Linked DNA regions of Homo sapiens: region 2 is linked to region 1. A link is an interaction called in ENCODE POLR2A ChIA-PET data of the cell type or tissue named here. Cell type or tissue: Caco-2. All regions are shown on one strand. Each heading gives the region's core, and the rest is flanking DNA. Links, peaks and the distances in the headings are about the cores only.

What was found. Peaks named below come from ENCODE experiments on the same cell type or tissue, not always from the same donor. Only the 100,000 strongest peaks of a DNase experiment are listed, where the experiment ranks them.
Region 2: POLR2A ChIA-PET joins it to region 1 with 13 read pairs; 6 of 35 experiments call an interaction of 5 or more read pairs at or near these places.

The regions. Positions count from the first base shown.
Region 1 is chr19:55,505,727-55,512,965 of GRCh38, forward strand. All of the region lies in intron 12 of SSC5D (scavenger receptor cysteine rich family member with 5 domains), which reads left to right. Among named protein-coding and RNA genes, the nearest start is that of SSC5D, 21 kb to the left of the region's middle. RefSeq lists a silencer at 2,396-2,690. In Caco-2, for the core only: no CTCF peak of the experiment used is centred there; no DNase peak of the experiment used is centred there.
Region 2 is chr19:55,665,740-55,672,496 of GRCh38, forward strand. It overlaps U2AF2 (U2 small nuclear RNA auxiliary factor 2), which reads left to right. Exons shown (of 12, transcript NM_007279.3): 8 at 2,768-2,847; 9 at 2,931-3,053; 10 at 3,344-3,442; 11 at 3,705-3,953. Among named protein-coding and RNA genes, the nearest start is that of EPN1, 6.1 kb to the right of the region's middle. In Caco-2, for the core only: no CTCF peak of the experiment used is centred there; a DNase peak (open chromatin) is centred at 2,402.

The DNA of each region.
Region 1 (7,239 bases), core at 1,701-5,700:
GGTTCTCTGATTTTATTTATTTATTTATGAGACAGAGTCTCACTCTGTCGCCCAGGCTGGAGTGCAGTGGTATGATCTCGGCTCACTGCAGCCTCTGCTGCCCAGGTTCAAGCAATTCTTATGCCTCAGCCTCCTGAGTAGCTGGGATTACAGGCGTGTGCCACCACTCCCGGCTAATTTTTGTATTTTTAGTAGAGATGGGGTTTCACCATGTTGGCCAGGCTGGTCTTGAACTCCTGACCTCAGGTGATCCACCCGCCTTGGTCACCCAAAGTGGTGGGATTACAGGCGTGAGCCACGGCACCCAGCCAGTTCTCTGAGTTTAAGGACTTAGATTGGGGCCACTTGGCTAATCAGGATAATTTCTCCATTTCAAGGTCTGGACCCTTAATTACATCCACAAGTCCCCTTTTGCCACGTAAAGTAACATATTCACAGTTTCTGTGGATTGGGGCACACACATCTTTGGGCGAGGGGCATATTATCTTGTCTATCATGGATCTATCTGGAATCCCTAGTGTCTAGGGCAGTGCTTGAAACTCAGTAGTTAATTTTTATGTTATTTGTTAAATGAATGAACAAATGAGAGATGACATTGTAAGTCTAAGAGACACTGGAGATGAGATTGGAGGCCTGTGGAATTTGGATTTTTTTTTTTTTTTTTTTTTTTTTTTTTTTTTTTTTTTGAGACGGAGTCTCGCTCTGTCGCCCAGGCTGGAGTGCAGTGGCGTGATCTTGTCTCACTGCCAGCTCTGCCTCCCGGGTTCACACCATTCTCCTGCCTCAGCTTCCCGAGTAGCTGGGACTACAGGCGCCCACCACTATGCCCGGCTAATTTTTTGTATTTTTAGTAGAGACGGGGTTTCACTGTGTTAGCCAGGATGGTCTCGATCTCCTGACCTCGTGATCTGCCTGCCTCGGCCTCCCAAAGTGCTGGGATTACAGGCGTGAGCCACCGCGCCCGGCCGGAGTTTGGATTTTTATGGAGCAGCATTTCTTCAGGCTTCCTGGATGATGGAGTTTGGAGATACAAACGTCAGTTCATGTGTCAAATGCCTACTGTGTGACAGAGCATGTACTAACTACTGGGAGGTAGTGTTAGGGAGCAAAGCAGGGGAAGGGGCAGGGGAGACTGAGGGTTGCAGTTTAAAATAGGATGGCCAGGTGTGGTGGCTCATGTCTGTAATCCCAGCACTTAGGGAGGCTGAGGCAGAGGGATCGCTTGAACCCAGGAGTTCAAGACCAGCCTGGCCAACATGGCGAAACCCTGTCTCTACTAAAAATACAAAAAAATTAGCCTGGTGTGGCGGTGCATGCCTATAATCCCAGCTCCTCGGGAGGCTGAGGCAGGAGAATCGCTTGAACCTGGGAGGCGGAGGCCACAGCGAGCCAAGATTGTGCCACTGTACTCCAGCCTGGGTGACAGAGACTGTCTCGAAAAAAATAAATAAATAAAAATAAAATAAAAAATTCACCAAGCAGGGGCGTGCTCCTGTAGTTCCAGCTACCCGGGAGGTTGAGGCAGAAGAATCACTTGGGCCCTGGAGGTTGAGGCTGTAGTAAGCCATGGTCAAGCCACTGCACTGCAGCCTGGATGAGTGAGACCCCGTCTCAAAAAAAAAAAAAAAAAAAAAAAGGATGGTTAAGAGACATTTTACGGGCCGGGCGCGGTGCCTCACTCTAGTCCCAGCACTTTGGCAGGCTGAGGCAGGTGGATCACCTGAGGTCAGGAGTTCCAGACCAGCCTGGCCAACATGGTGAAATCCCGTCTCTACTAAAAATGCAAACAATTAGCCGGGTGTGGTGGTGCATGCCTATAATCCCAGCTACTCGGGAGGCTGAGGCAGGAGAATCCTTTAAACCCAGGAGGCGGAGGTTGCAGTGAGCCGAGATCCCGCCACTGCACTCCAGCCTGGGTGACAGAGCGAGACTCCGTCTCAAAAAAAAAAAAAAAAAAAAAAAGAAAAAAAGAGACATCTTACTAAGAAGGTGCCATTTAAGTGAGAAGGCCCTGAGGCCCTGAGGTGGGTGCATGCTCTGCTGGTTCAAGAAATAGCAACAAGGTGGATGGGACTAGAGCGGAGTGTTGGGTGGAAACGGTGGCAGCGGGGGAGATGGGGAATGGACTGTAGGGGCCAGCGTGGATGCAGGGAGCCCGGGAGGTCCAGGGGAGAGTGACAATGGCTCTGATCAGGGTGGCAGTGGAGACCAAGGGAGATGTGGATGTATTCAAGCCATATTCTGGGGTTTGAGCTGATGGAGCTGAGTGATGGGTTGGGGACAGTGAGGAGAGGGAGGCAGGGAACGGGTACCTTTTACCAGGTCGGGGAGCTCTGTGAGGTGGGGGCACAGCAGCCAGAGTGGGGATATCAGGAGATATTAGCTGTGCATCCTGGAGGTCCAGGGAGCGCCTGGGCTGAGGATATAACTTAGCGAGATGGAATTTGAAGCTGTGGGAGTGGATGTGACTGCACAGATAGACAGCTGTGTCTAATGTAGTTCCCGCCACTGCCAGCTGGGAAGCCGGGGAGACCCGTGCTTGGGGTATCGCCGGAGGTTTATCACCCTATGAGGTCATGCAGGGAGAAGAGGATCCAGGACTAAATATGAGATTAACTTTAGAGGTTGGATGATGATGAGGATAATGGTAGCTGCTATTTTATCGCGTGCTCTCCATGGGCCAGGCGCTGTTCAAAGTGCATCCTGTGGTTACACTCCCTTCCTCCCCATGCAGCCTTGTGAGGTGAGTCCTATCCTTAGCTTGATTTTACAGATAAGGAAACTGAGGTAGGGAGAGGTCAGGATTGCAAAAGGCTGAACTTGGATTCAGACTCCAGATTCCACACCCTTGCTGGCTCTAGCCTTGGAGAGTGGGAAGGACAGAATTAGGTCTGTAGAATCCAGGGCGCATGCAGCAGGGATGGCCTCATCCACAGGGGATGGGGGGAGGCCTCCTGAGGGCATGGCCTGTGGACTAACTCCTATACAGCAGGGATGGCCTCATCCACAGGGGATGGGGGGAGGCCTCCTGAGGGCATGGCCTGTGGACTAACTCCTATACAGCAGGGATGGCCTCATCCACAGGGGATGGGGGAGGCCTCCTGAGGGCATGGCCTGTGGACTAACTCCTATACAGCAGGGATGGCCTCATCCACAGGGGATGGGGGGAGGCCTCCTGAGGGCATGGCCTGTGGACTAACTCCTATACAGCAGGGATGGCCTCATCCACAGGGGATGGGGGAGGCCTCCTGAGGGCATGGCCTGTGGACTAACTCCTAAAGGATGAATAAAGGCTTGCCAGGGAAGGAAGGGGTGAGACTTGGGAGATATGTACCCAGAGGGAAAGAGAACCATTTAGAACCAGGTAGATCTGCTGGGGTCTGGAGCTGGATGCTGTCCCTTAGCTGTGTTACCCCAAGAAAGTTTCTTGCCCTCTCTGGGCATCAGTTTGGCCATCTTTGTGAATCAGCAGCCTCCCCAGCCACCCTCTCCCCATAAGACCAGCAAAAATGACACCGTCTGGCAGCATGAAGGCTGTAGGATAAAGGTGTGAGTGAGGATCCCCATGCACTTAGTGGGGCAGGTTCGCAGTATCTAAGGAGATACATCTGCTTCCATACAGCAATTCCACAACGAGGCGTCGAGAAATTCTCGCCCATGAGCCTAAGGACATGGGCACAAAGAGTTCACTGAAGCCATATTTGTGACAGCAAAACACTGGGAGTAACCGAAATGCCCATCAACAGGAGCATAGATTAATACCCAGCTGTATATCCATGCAATCGAGTAGTACGTAGAGGTTCACAGAATGAGCCAGAGTTATGTGTATCTTTTTATTCTTTTTTTTTTTTCCAAGACGGAGTCTCACGCCTGTAATCCCAGCACTTTGAGAGGCTGAGGCAGGCAGATCACCTGAAGCCAGGAGTTCGAGACCAGCCTGGCCAACATGGTTAAACACTGTCTCTACTTAAAATACAAAAAAATTAGCTGGGCATGGTGGCAGGCGCCTGTAATCCCAGCTACTAGGGAGGCCAAGGCAGGAGAATGGCTTGAAACTGGGAGGCGGAGGCTGCAGTGAGCCGAGATCTTGCCATTGCACTGCAACAAGAGCGAAACTCTGTCTCAAAAAAAAAAAAAAAAAAAAAAGAGAAAAAGAAAAAAAAAAGAAAGAAATACGCGTATGAGAATGAGAAACCAGATTTCCGACAGTGCATTCTGAGAGTACACAGGAGGCTGCCATTTTAAAAGGAAGACGGCTTCAATTTGTGTTCTTTTTTTTTTGTTTTTTTGTGACAGGGTCTTGCTCTGTCACCCAGGCTGGGGTGCAGTGGCATGATCACAGCTCACTGCAACCTCCGCCTCCAAGGCTCAAGTGATTCTCATGCCTCAGCCCCCCAGTTAACTGGGACTACTGGTGTGCCCCACCACACCTGGCTAATTTTTGTAATTTTTAGTAGAGACGGGGTTTCAACATGTTGGCCAGGCTGGTTCTGAACTCCTGGGCTCAACTGATCCACCTGCCTTGGCCTCCCAAAGTGCTGGGATTACAGGCGTGAGCCGCCGTGCCCAGCTTGATTTGTGTTCTTCATGGAGTCTTCCTAAAACCCAACATCTTGAAAATACATCTTTTTGGTTTTTTTAGATGGAATTTTGCTCTTGTTGCCCAGGCTTGAGTGCAGTGACATGATCTTGGCTCACTGCAACTTCCGCCTCCCAGGTTCAAGTGATTTTCCTGCCTCAGCTTCCTGAGTAGCTGGGATTACAGGCATGTTCCACCACGCCTGGCTAATTTTTGTATTTTTAGTAGAGATGGGGTTTCACCATGTTGGTCAGGCTAGTCTCAAACTCCTGACCTCGTGATCCGCCCACCTCAGCCTCCTAAAATGCTGGGATTACAGGCGTGAGCCACCATGCCCAGCTGAAAATATATCTTTAGTGATTCACTGCTAATGGGTTTTTTTCCCTGGACTATTTTTTCTTTTTTCTTTTTTAATTAATAGTACCACTAATGGTGGTGTTTTTGTTTTTGTTTCTTGGTTTGCTTTTATGTTTGTTTGCTTGTTTGTTTTTGAGAAGGAGTCTCACTCTATGGTCCAGGCTGGAGTACAGTGGTGTGAGCTCAGCTCACTGCAACCTCTCCTTCATGGGTTCAGGCGATTCTCCCGCCTCAGCCTCCTGAGTAGCTGGGATTACAGGTGCCCGCCACCATGCCCAGCTAATTTTTGTATTTTTCGTAGAGACAGGGTTTCACCATGTTGGCCAGGCTGGTCTTGAACTCCTGACCTCAGGTGATCTGCCTGCCTCGGCCTCTCAAAGTGCTGGGATTACAGGCGTGAGCCACCACACCCGGCCATTACCACTAATGGTTTTTCAGGTTTCCTAATGGGTATGGATATCTGGTAGGATTTTATAGCTACCCTTTTAAGGTGTCTAATAGAAATGGAAAGGTATTTGATTAAGAATGGTTAATAATACGAAGGCATGACGGAGGTGTCTGCTGTGCCTGGCATCAGGGTGAAATTTGACCCTTGTTCTATCAGCGTGCAGTGTCTTAGCAGGTAACGGAGCAAGGGATTTCTGTAATTGGGACCACTAGCCACAGAGCTTAAGGCGACATCGGTCAACTTGCCCAAGGTCTTGGACACTGCCCTTCTGCCTGGTTTTGCGTTTGGAATGAGAAAACATCCTAACGGGCTCAGTTGGGTAGGAAATGAAGAGGAAGGGAATTCGGGGTGGGGGCGGCAGCGTGGGCAGAGGCTGGGAGGTGTGAAAAGCCTGCGCGTTGTGGTTGTTCCCAGTGTTTTGCTGTCACAAATATGGCTGCTATGAACTCCTTGTACCCATGAATCCCTGGGCTCATGGGTAAGGATTTCTCAGCACCTCCTTGTGGAATTGCTTGTGGAAGCAGGCATGTCTCCCTAAACACTGCAAACCTGCCCTCCTAACTCAAGGTCAGGGTCCAGCGTGAGCAGAGCATCGTGTAGGACGAGACGATGCTGGAGAAGCTGGCAGGGGCTGGTTATGAAGGAAGATGGTGTCTGTGGGCCGTGGGGACTCATGGAAGGGTTTAGGGTGGAAAGGGGCAGGTGTCTGCCAGTTTTTAAGAGGCCTCCAGGATCAGTGTGGGGGGCCAGGGTCTCAGGGGAAGTTGGTTTGATGATTCGGATAGGCAATGAGTATGGAGTGTTTTGTTCGGGTGATGAAAGTGTTCTCAATTTTGATTGTGGCGATGGTCACGCAAGCTTGTGAGTGGGTAAACCCCCTCAGTTGCAATTTCAAGCTGATGAATTGCATGATACGTGACCTGTATCTCAAGGAAGCTGTTGTTGAGGCCGGGCACGGTGGCTCACACCTGTAGCTCACTTTGGGAGGCTGAGGCAGGAGAATCACTTGACCCCGGGAGGCAGAGCTTGCAGTGAGCCGATATTGCGCCACTGTACTCCATCCTGGGTGGCAGAGTGAGACTTGGTCTCAAAAAAAAAAAAAAAGAAAAGAAAAGAAAGCTGTTGTTTGTATAAAGCTAGGACTGAATTATCATTCTATTCTCCCTAAATAAAATGGCATACATATATGTATATATATTATACATTTATATGTTATATAAAATTGCTATTATATAGAGATTAAGTGCATTTGGCCAAAAAAAAAAAAAAGGAAAAATAGTATTATAGAGATGTTCCAGGCAGTGAATTAATAAAGATGTTATGGTTTTTCCCCCGCTAGGGCAGGAGCCTTGAGGAATTAAAATAATAAATTCCTTTTTTTTTTTTTTTGAGGCGGTGTCTCGCTCTGTCACCCAGGCAGGAGTGCAGTGGCACAGTCTTGGCTCACTGCAACCTCTGTCTCCCAGGTTCAAGTGATTCTCCTGTCTCAGCCTCCCGAGTAGCTGGGATTATAGGCGTGTGCCACCATACCCAGCTAATTTTTTGTATATTTAGTGCAGATGGGGTTTCTCCATGTTGGCCAGGCTGGTCTTGAGCTCCTGACCTCAAGTGATCTGCCTGCCTCAGCCTCCCAAAGTGCTGGGATTACAAGCTTGAGCCACGGCGCCAGGCCCAAATGCCCTTCATTTTATGTGCTAGTTTAGTGACCGTTTCCGTCGTTGGTAGCCAAAAACATCCCAGCTGAATGGAGAAGGTCTCCACGAGGTCAGGTAGGGCTGCAGTGGCGGTGCAGTTGAGACGGGATGATGCCTGAACTGGGGCTGGCCCAGGAGGAGAGAGACGGGGAGTCAAACTC
Region 2 (6,757 bases), core at 1-4,000, 160 kb after region 1:
CCAGGTTCAAGCGATTCTCCTGCCTCAGCCTCCCGAGTAGCTGGGATTACAGGCATGTGCCACCACACCTGCTAATTTTTTGTGTTTTTAGTAGAGATGGGGTTTCACCATGTTGGCCAGGCTGGTCTCAAACTCCTGACTTTGTGACCTGCCTTGGCCTCCCAAAGTGTTGGGATTATAGGCGTGAGCCACTGCTCCCGGCCACTGCCTGTTTTTGTAAGTAAAGATGGATGGCGGTGCAGCTGGCCTCACTGTGCAGCGCCTCCTTCCTGGGTAGGGACGTGTGGTGGGCCTTGGGGAATAGGAACCGTGGGTTATGGATCTAAGGTTGCTTCTCTTACCAGGCTGAGGAGCTTGACTCTTCTGAAGGTGATGGGGTGCTCTGGCAGGGGCTGAGCTGAGGGCAACCCAGTGATAGTGGCTGCCGAGCTCCTCTCAGGCGCCCCCTGCACCAAGATGGCCTGGTCACCATGGGAGGGGACATTGCTCCATCTTACAGATGAGGAAAGAGCTTCGGGACAATGGGGATCCCTGCTGGGTCTTCCCCACACAGCCTCTGCTCCAGGTGTGATGCTTTGTAGATGCAGCCGCTGCAGAGGTATGGGGCCCTGTTTCCCCGCCCAACTCTTGGAACATCCCTGCCAAGCAGGGCTTGTCCTCAGTGATGAGTGGAGGAACTCAAGACTCCGAGAAGATTCCTTTGAAGTTGTTGTCATGTAACAGCGGCTGACCCCACTGACAGTGCTCACAGTGTGTGTCTGGGCTGGGTGGGTCCTGTTGTGGGCATTGAGTCTGGCAGATGCCCGGGCCATGGGGACTGCCGTGCCTGTTCTCACGTCCTCGATTGAATCAGCACTTGGCCTGAGCTGTTCTCACACACGTGGCTCACACGATGGGCACCAGGGTTCTTCCCATTCTACAGATGAAGACACTGAGGCCCTTGGAGGCTCATATGGTACAAACAAGACTTGAACCCAAGGAGCCATGAACCCAGGGAGCCCAACTCTTGTATCCTTGGCTCTGTGTTGCTCAAGTGAGACGGGCAGAGCCAGGGCTCGCGGCTGAGCTTCCAGTGTGACCCATTCTTCCTTGGACCCAGGCAGAGCCTGCAGCCTGCCATGCTGCCTGTGGGGAGTCACAGCTGAGTGTGGGCTCTGGAGGCTGCCTTTTTCCTGCCTGTGTGTCTTTGCTCTGTGCCTCAGTTTTTGCCTTCTGTGCTGTATGTATAGCATTGCAGTAGGAGGTTGAAAGTCTTACAGGATGCCTGGCCCATGGGGTGAGTGCCCGGTGTGTGTTCCTGCTCCCGGGCTGCTGCTACTTGTCCCTGTAGCATAGGAGCTGGGTCTCCTGGGGTCTGTGTGGCCCCAGTCTGGTGGTTGGAGCTGGCTGGGTTGGTGCTTCCAGTTCTGTGGGGGCAGCGTCATCATGGGCTGGAAGGGCTTGAGTGAGTAGGTGGGAGAGGGTGTGTGGGGGCATCTCCCCTCCTTCCATGGGCACAGCGGCTCATGCTTCTGAGGCTCTTTCCCATTTCCTGTCTTACCTATTCCTTCCCAGCATCAGGATGGAGGTGGGATGGGGCCACTCACACTTGGTGTGGAGGCTGCAGAGGAAGGGGAGGCCATATGGCCTAGGTTTTGAACTTGGGAGTCAGGCTGGTTGGTTACCGGGGCCTGGCATAGCTGATATCTGACAGGACGGCGTCAAGTTACATTGGCAGAGCCTGTGGGGTCTCAGGTTGAATCATCCCACCAGCAGGCACTTGTCTGTGAGTCCAGAGTTCAGTGGATAGGGCAGGATCGAGGGCCAGTAAATTCAGCTGATAAGCCCCCACTCTGGTATGTCAGCCCTCGAAGACACTGGATCCTGCATCCCACAGTCAGCCCACAGTTCCCAGTGAGATCAGAGCAGCTAATGCTGCGGATGCTGTTCTGAGACTTCCCGGGCAGCCGCGGCTGCTCATCGTGTCGTGCCACCCCTGTGAGGGCAGTTGCACCCCTGCAGTGGCACCTGCAGTTCTGACAGGGCGTGAAGGGAAGGGACTGAGCTTTTTTTTTTTTTTCCTTTGAGATGGAGTCTCACTCTGTTGCTCAGGCTGGAGTGCAGTGGAGTGATCTCGGCTCACTGCAACCTCCGCCTCCTGGGTTCACGCCATTCTTCTGCCTCAGCCTCCTGAGTAGCTGGGACTACAGGTGCACGCTACCACAGCCCGCTAATTTTTGTGTTTTTAGAGAGACGGGGTTTCACCATGTTGGACAGGATGGTCTTATCTCTTGACCTTGTGATCTGCCCGCCTTGGCCTCCCAAAGTGCTGAGATTACAGGCGTGAGCCCCCGCGCCCGGCCGGGACTGAGCTTTAATGGGAGCCTTGCCTGGGTGGCTGTCAGAGAAGGGGTGGGGTGTGTTGTGACTCACCAGTAGGTCCCGAGCCCAGGTGACCTGCCAGCATTCCACAGCAGCAGGTAGCAGATGTGGGTGTGAACTTTGTGCCTTTGGAGCGTTCTGGAGGATGTTCTAGTTTGAGGTTCCCCTGAGGCTGGGCAGATTTGGGAGACATGGTGCGTTCTCCCCGAGGAGCCTCTGTGTGCCACTGCCCAGGACCCTCACTGGTCAGATAAGGCTGGGGTGGGGTGGGCACGTGGCGACCCCTCCCTCGTCAGATCAGGCAGGAAGTGTTCTCTTTGGCAATTGAGGAGCTCGCCGTAGACTGTCCAGGTTTTGGGAGATAACCTGGTACTGGAATTGAAGTCCTCCTCTTCTCTACCCATAGGGGTTGTGTCCACTGTGGTCCCCGACTCTGCCCACAAGCTGTTCATCGGGGGCTTACCCAACTACCTGAACGATGACCAGGTAACTTCCCTGCCTCCCTCCAGACCCGTCCCCCCACCCCGCCCCACCTCATCCCAGCCCTGATGGACTCTCGGCTACTGCAGGTCAAAGAGCTGCTGACATCCTTTGGGCCCCTCAAGGCCTTCAACCTGGTCAAGGACAGTGCCACGGGGCTCTCCAAGGGCTACGCCTTCTGTGAGTACGTGGACATCAACGTCACGGATCAGGTGAGTCCCCGGTCGCTGGCCGCTGCCGCGTCTGTCCTTCCCTGCCCTGCGCTGTTGCCAAGCCATGGTCTCCCCTCCTCAGGGGACGGGGCGGGAGGCGGCCAACCTGAGGCAGTGCCCTGTGTGTGGGCTCGTCCCTGTCCCATGGCGTTGGCTTTTTCCAGGCTCTTAATCCCCTTTGCCTTCCCCTCTTCCCCCACCAATGCCCCGGCTTGGGGGTAGGTGTCGGGCTCCTGGTCCCTGACCCCACCTCTCCCCGCACCCCCCGACCCCTCATCCTCCAAACACAGGCCATTGCGGGGCTGAACGGCATGCAGCTGGGGGATAAGAAGCTGCTGGTCCAGAGGGCGAGTGTGGGAGCCAAGAATGCCACGCTGGTGAGCCCCCCGGCACGTCATCTTCCATTGGCTTGAGGGACCCTGGGGGTGGGAGGGGCTGGCTAGTAGGGGACAAGTGTTCCTGATCTTTCTCCCAGCTTTCATGGGAAGGCATTTGGGGGGCATTCAGTGCAGTGTTGGGGAGTCGGGCTTTAGGTGTTGGAAGTGGAGAGATGGCCTTTCCCCTGGGGGGGCATGTGAGGGGCCTAGGCTTGAGCAGAGGGAGACTGGGTCTGGGCCCCCTGTGACGCCGCTGCCTCCCCTGGCCCCACAGAGCACCATCAATCAGACGCCTGTGACCCTGCAAGTGCCGGGCTTGATGAGCTCCCAGGTGCAGATGGGCGGCCACCCGACTGAGGTCCTGTGCCTCATGAACATGGTGCTGCCTGAGGAGCTGCTGGACGACGAGGAGTATGAGGAGATCGTGGAGGACGTGCGGGACGAGTGCAGCAAGTACGGGCTTGTCAAGTCCATCGAGATCCCCCGGCCTGTGGACGGCGTCGAGGTGCCCGGCTGCGGAAAGGTCAGGAGGCCTCGGGCTCAGTGCTCTCTCACCCTCTGCCCCTCCTCTTCTCCGCGCCCTCTTTCTTCCTCTCTTGCTCCCTCACCCTCTCCCCCTCCTCTTCTCCGCGCGCTCTTTCTTCCTCTCTCTCTCCTCTCGCAGCGCGTGCGTATAGGTGTATGCCATCACTGAGTGCCGCCCTCAGGCCGGGCCATGGGAGATGTTGGTGACCCTGAGGGGTTTGTGGCCCTGTGGGGGCCCAAGACCTGCAGGCGAGACAGTAGTTGGGGAATGTAGCTCTGTATCGCTGTAGAACTTGGCCCTGCTCCCCCTTATATGGCCTGGCTTGTGCAAATGGTTTTGCCTGGTCTGTGGAGTGGGGAAGAGTGCCGGGAACAGTCCCGAGACACCTGCTGGTGTCTCCTGTGTGCCAGGCACCCTGCCGAAGCTGTGTCTGTGCTCACCCTGAGCCCTCCCCGTAGCCCCTGAGCCCCATCGTGGAAGGAGACAGGCACAGCGGGGGTGGCTCACACTGGCAGGTTTCAGGTTCTCGGAGTCTGATTTCAGACTCTGCTAAGTCCTGTCACCTCCAGCGCCGTGACAGGTGTAATCACCTCACCTCTCTGCCTCATGAGATGGTGGTGGTGAGGGCGTGTGACCTGCTCTTTGATCCCCTTGCTGGGTGTATGTATGGAATTCCCATCGTACCAGGCTCTGATCTAGACGCTGAGGGTTCAGTTGTGAATAGAGGTCCCTGCTGTCCGTGCACCCTGCTGTCCCGTGCACCCTGCTGTCCCGTGCACCCTGCTGTCCGTGCACCCTGCTGTCCGTGCACCCTGCTGTCCCGTGCACCCTGCTGTCCCTGCACCCTGCTGTCCGTGCAGCTGTTAGAGGACCTGCATGCCGTATTGAGTCGGGGCAGGGGCCGCATTCCTGGGTGTACTGTTCGTTCAGGGTGGTCAAGGTCAAGAGGTGGCAGTGAGCAGGTGAGTGAGCGAGGTGGTGGGGCCAGGGCTGAGTGGCAGGCCTTGGAGGGCTGCCTGGGTCTTGGAACGACCGCTTATTTTGAGCCAGATGGGAGGGAAGCAATACTGAGAGGCCTCCAGGGTGGTCACGCCTGGCAGATGGAAATGACCCCACATAGTGAGGTTGGGGGTGGGTGCGGAGGCACAGCAGGTACTTCCCCTGGCCCTGGCTTCCCTGCTGAGCCCTGCAGGGCAGGATGTGGATCAGCAGGAGGGCAGAGAGGGTGCTGTGGACAGGAGGGCTTGCCGGGAGCTGGCAGGGTTGGTCTTGCCAAAGCGATGCCACAGCCAGGTTTGTCAGGACCAAGGCTGGCTCTGCAGGGCCAGATCGGGCGTGGGGGCCTTCTTATGTCATGGAAGCAGCTCGGCTTTCCCCTGGAGTTGGTGGCCTTTTGAAGGAGAAAACAGGACTGTGGTGGTGGCATTTTTGAGGTGATTGTGGCTGCAGTTGGGAAAATGAATGAGGTCTCCCGCAATAATCTGGTGAAAGATGGTGATCTGATTTAAAGTAGTAGCAGGGGATGGAGAGAAGTTGATGGATTTGAGGGAGACTTGTGCCTGGGAAGTGTCCAGACTTTGGTGATGGGTGTGGGTTTGTGGGGAGGGGAGGAGAAGGCCTATGAGCTGCTTAGTGGCAGCTCTGATGGTGGGGATGGCAGGTGAGATGCAGGGGTGATGAGCACCTTGTCGGGGGTGAGCGGGGGGTGGGGGGCAGCTAGCTGGCTTTGCGGTTTCTGAGACACCCAGTAGAGATGTCAAGGAAAAATTAGCTGGACAGGTCTGTGTTCCCAGCATGAGGGCTGATGGACACTCAGGTGTCTGTCGAGGCCCTGCTTGGGATGTCGGAGTGGTTTGCCCAGGGAGAGCAGGGTTGGGGAGGGCGGCTGGAGAGGTGGAAGGAGCATCTTAGAAAAGGGGCATGGGGAAGGCCAACGGCATCTCCTCTCACTGCAGCTCCTGCCCACTGCCCTCCAGAGTCCCCTTCCCTTGAGCTGGTATGTCAGGGCTGCTCAGGGCTGCCCTCTGGTGCTGGGATGGAGCTTGGCTCAAGCAGGGGCTGAGGAAACATTTGTGGGAAGAAGGAATGGAGAGACCCTGGCCTTTGGGATCAGCTGACCTGTTTTGCATATTAAATTTATTGCATCGGCGGCCCGGCGAGGTGGCTCACGCCTGTAATCCCAGCACTTTGGGAGGCCGAGACGGGCGGATCATGAGGTCAGGAGTTGGAGACCAGCCTGGCCAATGTGGTGAAACCCCATCTCTACTAAAAAATACAAAAATTAGCCAGGCATGGTGGCGGTGCGTGCCTGTAATCCCAGCTACTCAGGAGTCTGAGGCAGGAGAATTACTTGAACCCGGGAGGCGGAGGTTGCAGTGAGCCAAGATTACGCCACTGCACTCCAGCCTGGGTGACAGAGCAAGACATGGTCTCAGAAAAAAAAAAAAAAAATTACTGCATTGTATTGTTTTATTCTTAAATTTTTTGTTACATGTCTTTTCAAATATACTTAAAAGTAGGGACTATGATAGTGATACGTTTTTATCATAGTATATGTGCTAATATTTTGGTGTTCCTTCATCTGGCTTCAAGTTACCAATATTTTGTCATTCTTAATTTTCATATTCAGCTTATTTCTCCCCCCTCCTTTTTCTTTGCTGGATTATTTTAAGGCTTATCAGGTTTATTTCACCTGAGATCCTTAAGTATATTTCTATTATTTCTCAATTAACATTTTGGGTCAGATAACTTCTCTGTGGGGGCCTTTGCTGTGCGTTGTAGGATATTGAGATGTATCCCCA